Regions from separate parts of the Homo sapiens genome. Here region 1 is linked to region 2. Evidence: chromatin contacts called from ENCODE Hi-C or POLR2A ChIA-PET data. All regions are on one chromosome and are shown on one strand. The core of a region is the stretch at or near the end of the contact, and the rest is flanking DNA. Distances in the headings are between cores, read along the strand shown.

The links. A loop is a pair of places that touch in the nucleus more often than their neighbours do. ChIA-PET counts read pairs that join two places held with the same protein, here RNA polymerase II (POLR2A). Pooled maps may share reads with other maps.
Region 1: a loop to region 2 is called in a pooled map, with 2.4 times the contacts of the local background. The contact joins two enhancer-like sites. A Hi-C loop is called at or near these places in 1 of 168 maps with a recorded cell type or tissue (PC-3) and 11 of 50 pooled maps. POLR2A ChIA-PET finds 5 or more read pairs at or near these places in 3 of 52 experiments (PC-3, Panc1 and activated CD4-positive, alpha-beta memory T cell).

What each region holds. Positions count from the first base shown.
Region 1 is chr11:128,326,527-128,333,439 of GRCh38, reverse strand. The region is part of intron 1 of LOC124902787 (a long non-coding RNA gene); the gene reads left to right. Among named protein-coding and RNA genes, the nearest start is that of LINC02098, 120 kb to the right of the region's middle. Within about 2 kb of position 4,164, at least 9 of the 41 ENCODE cell types and tissues checked have a DNase peak (open chromatin) inside an H3K27ac peak, as active enhancers do.
Region 2 is chr11:128,178,603-128,184,961 of GRCh38, reverse strand. LINC02725 (long intergenic non-protein coding RNA 2725) reads right to left here. Exons shown (of 6, transcript NR_183639.1): 5 at 4,339-4,502; 6 at 1,406-2,161. Among named protein-coding and RNA genes, the nearest start is that of LINC02098, 27 kb to the left of the region's middle. Within about 2 kb of position 4,346, at least 2 of the 41 ENCODE cell types and tissues checked have a DNase peak (open chromatin) inside an H3K27ac peak, as active enhancers do.

The sequences.
Region 1 (6,913 bases), core at 2,915-5,414, 150 kb before region 2:
TGAGCAGGAGAACGAATGCTCTCTAAGTGCCTCTGTTTTATATGCAGTCTCTGTAAGGAGCCAGCTGGAAGCTGGGATCTGGGGTGCATGTGTATTGCAGGGGTCTGAGCATGGTCCTCCAGGGCTGTTTAACCACGGATGCATGTTCAGGGTGCCCTCTAAGACTGTAGGGCTCACCATGCCATGGATGTCTCTGATGGGAGGCGCTGTTCCTTCTGTATCCCATGGCACATATGATAAAGTGCGGTCTCATTCGAAGTCCCATTTAGTGAAATAAAACATAGGAAACTCAAATGGAGGTTAAGCAAGCCACGTTATATTTATTTTAATATTTATTATTTAAAACATATATTTAAAAGACATAGGCTTTGACTTTCAGTGAGAAAAGATTAACCAATATGTAAATTTAGATCTTACTAAGGGCACCCTAACTCTATCTTTAACCTTGATATGCTGCTGGTGAAACTATAAACAGGCATATACTTTTTTTTTTGGTAACTTTTATTTTAGGTTTGGGGAACATGTGCAGGTTTGTTATATAGGTAAACTCATCTCACGGGGATTGGTTGTACAGACTAATTTGTTACCTAGATACTAAGCCTAGTACCCAATAGTTATTTTTCTTCTCCTCTTCCTTCTCCCACCCTCCACTCTCAAGTAGCCGCCAATGTCTGTTGTTCCCTACTTTGTATCCATTAGTTCTCATCATTTAGCTCCCACTTATAAATGGGAACACACTGTATTTGTTTATCTGTTCCTGCGTTAGCTTGCTAATGCCAATGGCCTCCAGCTCCATCCATGTCCCTCCAAAAGACATGATCTTATTCTTATGGCTGCATAGTATTCCATGGTGTATGTGCATCACCTTTTCTTTATCCAGTCTGTCACTGATGGGCATTCACATTGATTCCTTGTCTTTTCTATTGTGAATAGGGCTGCAATGGACATTCACATACATGTGTCTTTATGGTAGAATAATTTGTATTCCTCTGGGTATATACCCAGTAATGAAATTCATGCTTATACTTTCTAAGCAAGCAATTTTTTCTATTACAGTTTATCAAAAGTCTTAAAATATTTGTATTTTCAGCCCAGCAATTTTATTTTTGGAAACTTTCATAAAAATCTGGACAACAATTTATAACTAAAGAGGTTTATCATATTCCAGTTCTATAGAAATAATTTTAAAAGTAGAAAATTTTTCTAATAACAGGATATTTAATTAAAAACAAATGACAGAATATAATGATGGCACTGTTAAATTAATGGTGTCATTAAAATCACTTATATATAATTTGGATCAGTGATATTATTTGACAAAATGAAAAAATGCAGCATAAAAATTGCATATAGGCTATATTCTCAATGATAAAATACATGTAAATTTAAAAAGACTGGAAACGATTCTGTAAAACATTAGTGATGATTTTTTCAGGGTGTTGGAATGGCAGTTCTCTTCTTTTTTCTTGATACTTTCTCTAAAATTCTAATAATAAACATGTATTTTATAATCAGTTAATAAAAACTATGTAAAACTTTGGCTCAGTAAGTTTAGTTTTGAAATTCCAAATTTAGGTTACTCTATCGATTTTTGCAAGGAATGAAGACTTGGGAGTGAGTCTCTTCAAAAAGTAAAAAAAAGGGAAGAGAGAAGAAGACAAAGGTGCAGGCATGTAGAAGGAAATTTTCTTTTTGTTTTGGAAAAAATCATGGGGAGTCATAAACATAATATACAAAGACATTTTAAGTACTCATATTTTTTTTTCCCTGGCTTCTGACAAACCATTGAAGGGGGAAACTGCTGAGAGCGTTCATGCAGAATGCCTTCAGCAGATGTTAAGGGAAGGAAGTCCATGCACCAACTTCCAGTGAAGCGCTCATGGTCACAAATGCCAGGTATTGTGGGTTTTGATATCAGAATGTTTTCAGGTAAAGGTCTGTTTTCAAGAAAGGGTGAGCTAAACAAACCACAGGCAAACAGCCTGAGGATGATGGTGGTAAACTAAGAATGAGTTAAGAAATAACAGTTAACTCTACTGTGTTTTCACCAGGCACTATTCTAAGTGTTCCGTGTGTGTGTGTTAACTCTTTTAATTCTTGCAGCAAACCCATGAGTTAGATGATATTACTACCCTCATTTTATAGGTTAGGAAATGGAGGCATAGAATGTTGAGTAAGTTGCCCGAGGTTGCGGGACTAGCAGAGAAATCAGGAATCCAGGGAATCTAGTTTAGAGCCCTTACTTTTACATCACAGTCTAAGCCCTCATTGATAACAGTTCTGCAAAGTTAGAAAGTCATCACATTATACCCAGGTGTTTGCATTCCTGTAGCCACGTAAGGAGGACTTATTCAGTAGGACAAGAAATTGCAGTTTAAAAGAAAATAATATTGTAAAAGGAAATAGCTACACTTATTTAAGACCTAAAGTTCCATTCAGTGTTTGTCTATTTGATAAATGTTTGAAAAACATTTGAGGATGTCCTGGAAGTAGAGATAAAAGACTTACTCTAGAAAGACAGACATAAGTAAAAGTGAATCATATGCTGAAAGATACTGGGACCTCTGATGAACTTATGCAAGATTAATGTAATTTCACAGGTATTTGGAAATGACACTTTGACAATCTGAACAATGGTGAGGAGACTACAGGGAGAGAGGTTTGGAAGTAACACATATATCGAAGTCTGATGTATTGGCTTAAAATATAATGCCATCTTGGCTTTTCTAATTCAACAAGTAAATATGTATACATACATGTAAAATGTCATCTGAATTGAATGGTAAAATATAGAAATTGGTGACTTTAGTTTGGGTAGCATCCAGAAAGAGAGGAGACCCCACTCTAGCTGGATGTTGTAATAACTTTCATATAAGGGCTATTTACAGCATGTGTGGGTGGAGTTTAAAACATGCACCAGGGGTTGAGCGGTGCCCTGGAATTGATGCCATCAGGAGGCAGCAGCTTTTGCCACCTCCAGGCCCGATGGCCACCAGGAAAGCAGCTGTGTGGAAAAGGATGCCTGATGAGACCTGACCTTGTATCCAGGATGCAGCCAGTCCATGGCAACCCCACAGGGAGAAGAATGGGACAATACATACAGCATCATCCCTCTCCTGCCTCCTCCCATTCTCCTGCCAGTGCTCACCAAAGACCAACCCCAGGGAGTAGCCAGAGGGCAAAGAAGGAGCCTGTAAGTCAGGCTCCTTAGGCATGCATTTTGGAGGGAGGGAAAGTGCATCTGGGGGTGCACCTGGAAGATAGCTAACTCAGTAACTGTTTGCATGTGGCAGTCAGAGAGGGGATGGAATGTGCCAGGAGTCTCAGGTCTTTGGGTATGGGCCAGGGAATATCGAGGATGTGCAAAATGAGGGGGAAATGCTGTGTATGTAACAAATTCATGTACAACTTCTAGTAGGTAATTATTTTATATCAACTATGGAGAGGGTGTGAGAGATATGGAAAGTGTCTACCATCAGTTTAGATAGGTGAGAGTTTAAACCATGGTGGCAAATGAGGTCTCGAGGGAGCCTGTGTATGTGGAGCAATTAGAAGAGATGACCAAAGGCCATGGGATCTCGGATTTGTAAAGATGTAATGAAGACACCGAGAGGAGGTAACCTGGGGGGTATTTCAACCTGGCCTTTTTCTATGTGCCAGGAGTCGTGGGTTTGTATTTGCTTTTTAAGGATTCCCACAGTTCTAAGGGGGAAATGCAGAGTGAATGGAATTTTAAGCTGAGAAATTAAAGACCTGAGCCTGTCTACTGGGCCTCAGAATAGAACCTCCACCGATGACCTTTCCTCTTCAAGCCTTCCGTACCTTTCTGGGGTAAAGTTATTTGACTACATGCTGCCTCGCAGAGTGTTTTCAAGGATAAATGAGATAACGTCTGTAAAGCCCCTGGAGAGGAAGCCCCAATCTAGATAAACACACCCTCTGGTATTTTTAGCCCCAGAGTGCTGGGTGTTCAGGATATGCCATTTAGCAATTCCTGGAGCCTTGAAAAGGAAAGAGAAAGGGGCGTTGTGGGGCCAGGATCAGTGGCATACAACAAATGTTTTTCGAGAAATCCCTCCCACCCTAAGTGTAAGAATCCACGTCAAAGGAAACAAACACCATGAGTAGATAAAACAGGAAGGTGACAGGTTTGCTTGCTTGCAATCAAGACGGGGGATGCCAAAGGGCTAGTTCTGGCTGCTGGCTCACTCTGAGGGGTGGGGGTCCAATGGCTGGCTCCTCCACTGATAATGAAACGAGGGTTAAGCAACTCTCTGTCCTGCAGAGAATGGCAGGAAACATCTTCATCACCCATGACTCCTTGAGAGAGTAGTGGGGTTTGGGGAGGTTGCATTTCCTTTCAAGATTCCAGAAAGGGTGCTCACACCCCCAGGGGCATGAATGCTGGCACGCTGACCCAACACAAGCAAGGCTGCCAGATGACCATGGGGTCCGGCCCGCCCTTCTGTCCCTATCTGCTTCATAAGCACAAAGCCCTTCAGAAAGTAACAACAGGAACCTTGGAATGATAACTCACTTGGAGAAAGGTCTTACAAGAGTTCATCGAGCTGCTTCATCAATGCTCTTTTCTTCCTTTCCATTCTGTAGGGAGAATGTTTATCTCTCAGTTTCATGTTATGGGCCTAATCTCTTTATATATGGAAAGGGAATAAAGTTTGAGTATCTCCTATGCTCCAGGCTGTGAGTTAAACATTTATATGCATCATGTCATTTAAATCTACATTTAACTCTACTCTGCTATGTCTATATTCTTTCCACAACTGTCCTGTTAAACTCAGAAACCAAAACTGGCACAGAGTTAAATCAGGGTGCCTGTATCAAGCTGCTCTGTCCCAAGTATCCAAACTGATTCATAGTAAGATTAATAGGAGAATGTAATTTTATTTCACCCTTGGTCATCTTGTTTTTATTTTCTTAAAGCAGATAGAGTGTGCCCTTTGTAGACACCCACTGAGATATGTAGACTTGCCTTTTAGGTAGTGTAGGATGAGTAATTGACTGTGAAGTTCGTATCATGTTCTCCTGGGCTTCTTTTTTTGTTTGTTTTTGAGATGGAGTCTCTCTTTGCTGCCCAGGCTGGAGTGCAGTGGCACGATCTCGGCTCACTGCAACCTCCACTTCCCGGGTTCAAGCAATTCTCCTGCCTCAGCCTCCCGAGTAGCTGGGATGACAGGCATGTGCCACCACGCCCGGCTGATTACCCCAGGTCTTCTTATGTTGAGTGGTTTAGTACCAGACCAGAAATCACTTGCAAAATGAAGAATTGGGAGAGATACAATTTCCTTAGAAGATGGGAAGGTTTTAATCAAACGAAGTCGTGAAACATTAGCTTTACCAAGAATTCAGTTCTCCTCATTAAACAAATGGAGCAATTGGGAACTGGGTGAGCTCAAATTCTCACAGCCTGCTGAGGGTAGAACTCGATTTAGAGTCCAACCCTCCTCACCCACAGCCTCATCATATTCTCCTTTATGTATATCATATTCCCTATATCTCCTGTTAGCTGATCCTCCCCCTTTTCAAAATATTTTCCCCTTAAACAATGGAAAGGGTCTGTAATAGTGCCTTCCCATGGAAAGTGTGCATAAGCATCTTGAATGAACAACTACACACCTAGAGTCATTTTACTCAAATTGTCTCTCAAATCTCTGGCTAGCTCTTCCTATTAAAAAATTTGGATTTGAATCGAGTTAGTTCCGACAGTGTAGACAGTAATTCCCTTGAAGTTACACAATGAAGAACAACTACTCCTTCTACAAAATGTGCCTTTTTTTTTTCTGTCTTCTCAGGGTTGTCCCTCATTTGGGGAATATTAAATATTACAGTTGCTATCAGTGCAAGTAATCACACCCCCATTGACAAGTCTCTGGCAGTGAATGCTTCTTACCAATGGAGAATTAGACAAAGTGACAGGTTTAATTCGCAGCAGGACAAAAAGGTGTTGAAAGTGTGAAGCGATTGTGCTCTGGGAGACACATCAATTACTTCCCTGACAGCCTGAAGGCAGTGGAGAAAGGGCTTTGTCTATGCCTAGAATATTACCTCCTTTCATCGTTCATCCCAGCTTCGATGTTCTTCATGATGTGAAGGTGGAGGAAATCAAGGTGCTTTCTTCATATCTGAGTATGGAAATTCCATTTCTGTGAAGTTTGAAAATGATTGGGTAGAAGTGAACTCCTAATGTGAAAAGGAAAGAATAACCCTTGCATTAGCATGCCCTTGGTAACTTGAGTCTCTTCAGTGAACCTCACCAACGTTCATCAGGACAGAGGGAATTATCAGCCTATTGAGTGGAAAGGTTAAATGAGTTTTATCATCTTCTCAGTAAGATGACAATTCTGGTGTCAGGTTTCATTTTGGTGATGAGTATCACTGTGGGGAGGGACAGCAGCATGCCCACGGCCTCTGGGGCCGCCTGCCTGAGGGGCAGCCGGGCAGAAGGACGTTGAGAGGGAAGGTGATGAGTTGGGGAGGGAGGCAGAAGGCACATTGTGCTCTCTGCTCCAGAGGGATGGTCTCTGCTCGCATGAGAGTGTCTGTGAGTTGCGTTGAGTTTCAGAACAACCTCTGCCAAATACATTTATGTCAATACAAATTTATATCATCCAACACAACACTACCATGAGTCAAGCCAATATGGAGTTCAGAACTCTTTTGTAAAAAAAATTAAATTTGTTTTCTAATTGCTTTTGTAAGGGAAGGGATGATTAAGGCTTCATATAACCAGACTCCATAGCTGATATGCAATAAATTTATGTTGAGTGAAAGAATACTAATTGAACATAATATTGTAGAATTTGATTTCTTCCTTAAGACCTTGCTACTCCAACTGTGCTCTGTAGATCACTAGCATCCCATTATCTGCAAAATTGATACAAAAAAATGTGAAATC
Region 2 (6,359 bases), core at 3,097-5,596:
CCCTGGCACCATGATTTAATTCGGTAGTAAGGGCTACTGAGAAAGAAGGACCCTATTTAGCCAAGGAGTAGACTCCGGAAAATGCAAGGCAAGTTGAATGGAAGGAGAGGAATCACACAGAGCATAGAGCAGAGGTTATGAAATAAGAGAAAATATCCATCACAATGATGACCTTCTTTGGTCATCAGAACCAGAACACTGAAGTTATCATTGCGTTTTCACTGTCCTTGATTCCATTAACTAAACTGGCCGTGAACTTTTGCCAGTTTTACTCTAAGATTTTCCTCCTATCTATCCTTTCTTTCTGGTCACCCATCCCTGCATTTATTAGTACTCTTCAGGTCATTGTTCTTTTCCCAAGTTTATCCTTCACAATCCTACTCATCTTCCATGTGTTTCCACTGCATAAATGCCACTCTCTGCCCTTAAAATATAAACTCATAGCCCTTTCCCTACAATTCTGAACTTGTTACCACTACTCAGGTCAGCACATCCAAAGGCCCAAGAGCAGAGCAAGCAATTTAGGGTAGAGGAGTATTTGAGGACACTGGGAATATATGCCCATTAGATTGTTTCTCTTACCACTCTGGGAGATGTTCTTGCCCATTCTTAGTCCCCATATGATCCCCATCTTATTCCCATTCCCCATTGTGACCATGCTTCTCTGGCCACCATTATTTGGTCCAGTAGATGGTGCTTGGTCAAATTGGGCCAAGTAATATCTTTTAGATGGACAAATTAAATTAAGCACTAGAGAGATTCTGTTGTTTTTCTAAGAGTGTGGATCTGTAATATGTACATTTGGAAGAGATCAACCCTTTGATCTGAAGAAATAGAGAGAAACAGCAACAAGAAGAGGGTGGGGGGTGTTGGGAGGGAGGAAGAGAGAGTCAGAGAGAGAATGCACACAGTTGTACAAAAAGGAGTAAAATTGAGGAATAGAAATAGACTCCTGACAACACGTAAGTCAGTAGTTTAAATTCATTCCTAAACTTTGTCTGCTTTTTACCCCTAGATCTTGTGGGATATCGTTTTCTTCAGTTGAACTTGAATGGTTTCCATTTTGTATGTCATCAAGGGTTTGATGAAGTCAATCCTTCTTTCAGTTTTGCCCCATCCTAATGTCTGCTATTGGGCATTCTTATGTGATAGTTTGGTAAGTTGGATGGTATCATTTCTATACTTGACAGTTATGTCTAAAATATACATGATTTGTTTGCTGAAGTTAAATGTGTGTTCTTAAAGTGTCTGTCATTTGCTGCACTGGAAGAAAAGAGCAAATGAAGTCTATTTTTACAGTGGGCAGTTGTGTTTTACTTTATAAAAATGAATGATCAAATTACAAAAGAATGATTTACAACTGTTATTGAGGGTGTTAGATATTTGACCAAAAAGATAAGACCTAGGCATGCTTAAAACCTTTATGTTCACTTTCAGTTGAAAAACCAATGCAATGAAAGTAAGGCACATCTGAAAAGACAGTCTGTCAATAGAAGAGTAGGATCCCATCTGTAAATATGCACACAAATTTTCCCAAATATACACACACTACATGAAGCAATATGGGGCTGAGAGATTTGGGAAGGGTCATAGAGATGAAAGGCAAGGAGCTAGCATTTATTCAGTGCATACTGGGCACCAAGCACTTAGTACATGTGTGTTTAACAAGTTATACAATTTTCTATAAAAACCCTATTACATATGTACTAATCATCCCTTTTTGCAGAGAAAGAAATTGAGACTCAGATAATTTAAACCATTTATCCAAGACCATGTGCCTATTGGAACTAGTATTAAAACACAGATAGCTCTAATTTCAGAGTCCATGACCCTTCCCTGTCACTCTTCTGCCTTCCGGTTTCAAGCTGTGTGCCCTGACCTCCTGTGGAGTAGGAGCTTACAGATCACAGTCAGTGGATTCTTAGAATTCACTGTGGTGGCACAGTTGAATCTACAGGTTTATCTCTACTTGGTCTCAACCAGATATCTTCCACCTACATATGCTTGACTCAGTGTGCTGGGCTTCTTGTGTAAGGTTTCTTCTGGAAAAAATACTTCATTGCTTTAAGAAGTTTGAAAGCCATCATCACAAGTCCAAATAGGTAGTGTTTGTCCAAGTTTAATCCCATTTTCTCCAAGTTTAATCCCATTGCATCTAGGACTTTGAAAAGAAACAGATTATGACTTTCACTTTTTTTAAAAAAAAAAGCTTAGTTTTTTAAAAACTGAAGTGTAAATAGAGAAGATTGTCTATAGTATATGCATCAGAAAACCCCTCCTGAAACAGGGAAATCAACTTGTATACAATCAGAGTGGTAAGGAGAGCAAGGAGATAATCATTACATGACAATTACCAAATAACAACTTTTAAACTATAGGTACAGTTCCTTTATGAAGTAAGTGTGCAAAACTACAATGGCTCTAGCTTCAAAACAGTCTAAGAGCATCTAAGAATAAATACTTTCTTATTTTAAAAGGCATGCATATCCCCAAATTCAGCATCAGCAAGCAAGCAAACGAGATCTGGGTTTCTGCAAGCCACATGGTACAAAGATGGTTTGGACCTGACCCACTTTCATGGTTCTGGTTTTCCCTGTGTAGCTGTTTTCATTGCATAATTGCGTTGCTGATTGAGCGTCGGTCACCTTAGGCATTGGGCTGAGAAGCCAGGGGACACTATTGCAGAGCCTGTTGCTTATGACAGGGGTTAACATTGAAGCACCACAGAATGGTATTCAGTATGGTGGAAGCAGTCTCAGGCCTCAGGCCACAAGGGTGGAAAGCAGCTGAGCTGGGGAGGTTTTGTGGTATTGATTACAGAGTAACAGGAGAGGAGGAACTAAGGCGGAATGTGCATGTTCAAGTCCTGACCACCTAACCTCTCAGATCCTCAATGTGAAATGGCATTAATAAATGAAGTTTATAATGAGGTTAATCATCAAAAAGTTGTATTTAAAAAATAGGCCGGGTATGGGGGCTCATGCCTGTAATCCCAGCATCTTGGGAGGCCAAGGCCGGCGGATTAGCTGAGGTCAGGAGTTCGAGATCAGCCTGGCCAACATGGTGAAATCCCATCCCTACTAAAAATGCAAAAATTAGCCAGGTGTGGTAGTGGGCACCTGTAATCCCAGCTACTCTGGAGGCTGAGGCAGGAGAACTACTTGAGCCTGGGAGGTGGAGGTTGCAGTGAGATGAGATCATGTCACTGTACTGTAGCCTGGCTGACAGCAAGACTCTGTCTCAAATAAAAATAATAATAAATGACATAATGCATGCTCCTGTTTCTTTCCTCCTACTATATTCTTCACATTGTACTTTTTGTTCAATGTCTGTGTTTCCCACTGGACTATAGTTCCTGGGGTCGAATATGATGTTGTTCTTGGAGGCTGCTATATAACTGACAATCAGCCCAATGCCTTGTACAGAGATGTACCTGGACATACTTCTGCTGAACGAATGAATGAATGAGTTTAACAGTATTTTGTTAAGTATACAGAATTGTTACTTGAGCTTTTGCCATTTCTTGACTGCTAACTGGTTAATTTCTTATCCAGAGAAAACCCTCCTACTCAAAAGTTGTTTACAGGGAATGACGCCCTTGAGTCACATCACAGTGATAAAATATGTACTCGGCAATCCCTCCTCACCCCCAAACTGGCCTCTTGCAATCTCCACCACATGATGATCCCGTGACGTCTAGGAAACAGCCCATTCTGTAGAGAATAAAAAGCTGTCCATCTCTCATTGTTCCTCCTTATAACCTTCCTCTCCTGCCCTGGCTCCTCACCCCCATCCTTTTCTATTTTCTACTTCCTGATCCATCTTGTCCCCAGGCCACTACTTGAAGTATGAGCAGTCTCCCTGCCTTAGGCAATTGATAGGTCCAGGGACACCGAGGTCAGAGCACAGATTGTTTTCCAAGTGTCCCTGAAGCCCCTGTATGGTGCTGGGGAGTCAAGCCCAAGGAGGCAGTTCACAGGAAATGGGACTGAATTTGCAACAAGCGGCACAAAGTGGCACCGGATATCACCAAACAACCAAAACACTCATTGTTTTCTCCCCACCCTGTGACCCAGGCCTGGGTTTATAAAGAGACAGCAGCTGCAGTCCTGGAAATCCCAGGTGAACACTCAACAGAGGGCACTGTTAGAAGGAAGCCAGGTGCTAGGCTTTGAGTGAGGGATGTTGACTGAGATTTCTGGGGTTCCATTTTTGTCTAGAATTATGTTTGCCTAAGCAATGTGCAGGCGATAACAAGATTCTTGTGGAATTTCAGCATGGGAATGGTCCAATTGTGAGTCATTTCCTCAGTTACTTAGTCAGCAACCTGGTACTTACTGAAGGTCTTCTACATGCTGGGCACCAGGCTAGGGGTGGAGACAGACAAGGGAAGATGCTCAGCACATGAGCCTTCAGGCCAAAGTGAGCTTCTGTTCTAGTTCTCATTCTGCTTCTTACTCTCCGAGCAACCTCAAGCAGCTGTATGACCTCATGGAGACAAACTGTGAATATTAAACAGAGATAATACATATGAACATCCAGGGGCTCAATGGGATAATTTATGTATGTATCGAAGTTCCTGATTTCAAGATCTTGGTTATAGTTCTCTGCTCTTAACACTACTGCATAAGAGAATGATCTGGAGAAATTTTAAAGAATGCCAATGCCTAAGTCCCACCTCCAGAGATCCTAGGAACATTGCTCTATTTATGAAGCTTCCCACATCACTTAATGTGCAGCCAGGATTGAGGACAACTGTGTGACAAGACAAAATTAACACATGGCATAATTAGAGAAAAGTTGATCACAACATGTCTGCATTCCCTTTCAAATAACATTAGTCCTGATGGCAACATTCTCATCCAAATTATCCAGATGAGCTTTGCAAATTTCCAACAAACTCGTTGACTATCCAACAATTGTATTAGAGGCTTCTTCTAAAATCCATATTTACCTTCTTTTACAACATTTCCTTTATCTTTAGTAAAACTCTGGCCTCTTTCTCTTGCCTACCCCCTCCTCTGTGGACTGTAAAAATGTGAAAGATTTATCTCCAGAAGCACATTCGAGTTCACTTATAAGTTTCTCTATAAGTTCACTTCCCATGAAAGTTAAAACAAAGACAGCAAGGAGGAGAAATAGAGAATACTAAGTACCTTTTACAGTCCCCTCTCTCCACTCTCCCTCTCTCCACCTCCCCAAAATCCAGCTCATCTGATTTCTATTATGCCCATATAAATGTCTCCTAAGCCTTGGGCATTTGGGGACATTGCCAACTCCACAGCTACTTCATGGTTTCACATTCCCCTTGCTCCTGTAACTCTGGCCCAAAGCACCAACTAAGCTCTGACCTTGACTGTTGAAGACAGCATGAGCATCAAACACTTACATGTGTGTTTTATTCAATAATACTTTTAAGCCACTGTCTTCCTCCAGCAACATGACACCTGCCAATCCAGGAAATCAAATCCCTTAAGAAAGATCAGTAAACAAATCTTCCTGGAAACCTGCATTGGAGGTGAGACAATCAAATGCAACGATGTAAGTAATTATCCAAGGCCATTGCAAGGAGAATCAGGTGCTCCTGTCTCCCACTATGCAACACAAGGCCTAGTTCTCTAGTTACAGAGCACAATGTTGCTGTAATAGCCTAATTGATTTATAATGTTTTTCTCTGTATTGCAGCATGTGTGCAATTAGTTACTGAAAAGGAAACACAGCTCAGCTCAGTTGCTGCATCTGCTGCTAGTCAGGGACATACAATTTCATGCCCTATTTTCCAGATGGCTTGATTAACATTCAGAGGAATCTAGTGGCTTGGCCAGAGCTGCAAAAGAAGCAGGGGAAGCTCAGGTATAATTGGACCTGGGAGAACCACCTCAGATAGAAAGAAAGCAAAATCTCGAAATGCAAGCCAAACCTGCAATACTGTGAGAAGGAGTAAAAGATGGGGAGTGGCTCTTTTTCCTCCATTTATTCATATATCAGTTCATTTATATAACAAATATTCAACGAGTATTTCATAAGTACCAGTTTTCTGTTAATTTCACAGTGGTAAGCCAACAAATATGTTCCATGCTTTAGGGAGTCCACAGTAAGTGGGGGAAGCACATATTAAATAGAGAGCCACACATATAAAAATGTGAGTGTGGGGCTGAGCATGGTGGCACATGCCTGTAATCCTGGCACCATAGGAGGCCGAGGCTGATGGATCACTTGAGGTTAGGAGTTCAAGACCAGCCTGGCCAATATGGTGAAATCCCAACTCTACTAAAAACACAAAAATTAAGCAGGAGTGGTGGTACATATCTGTAATCTCAGCTACTCGAGAGGCTGAGGCAGAAGAATCACTTGAACCC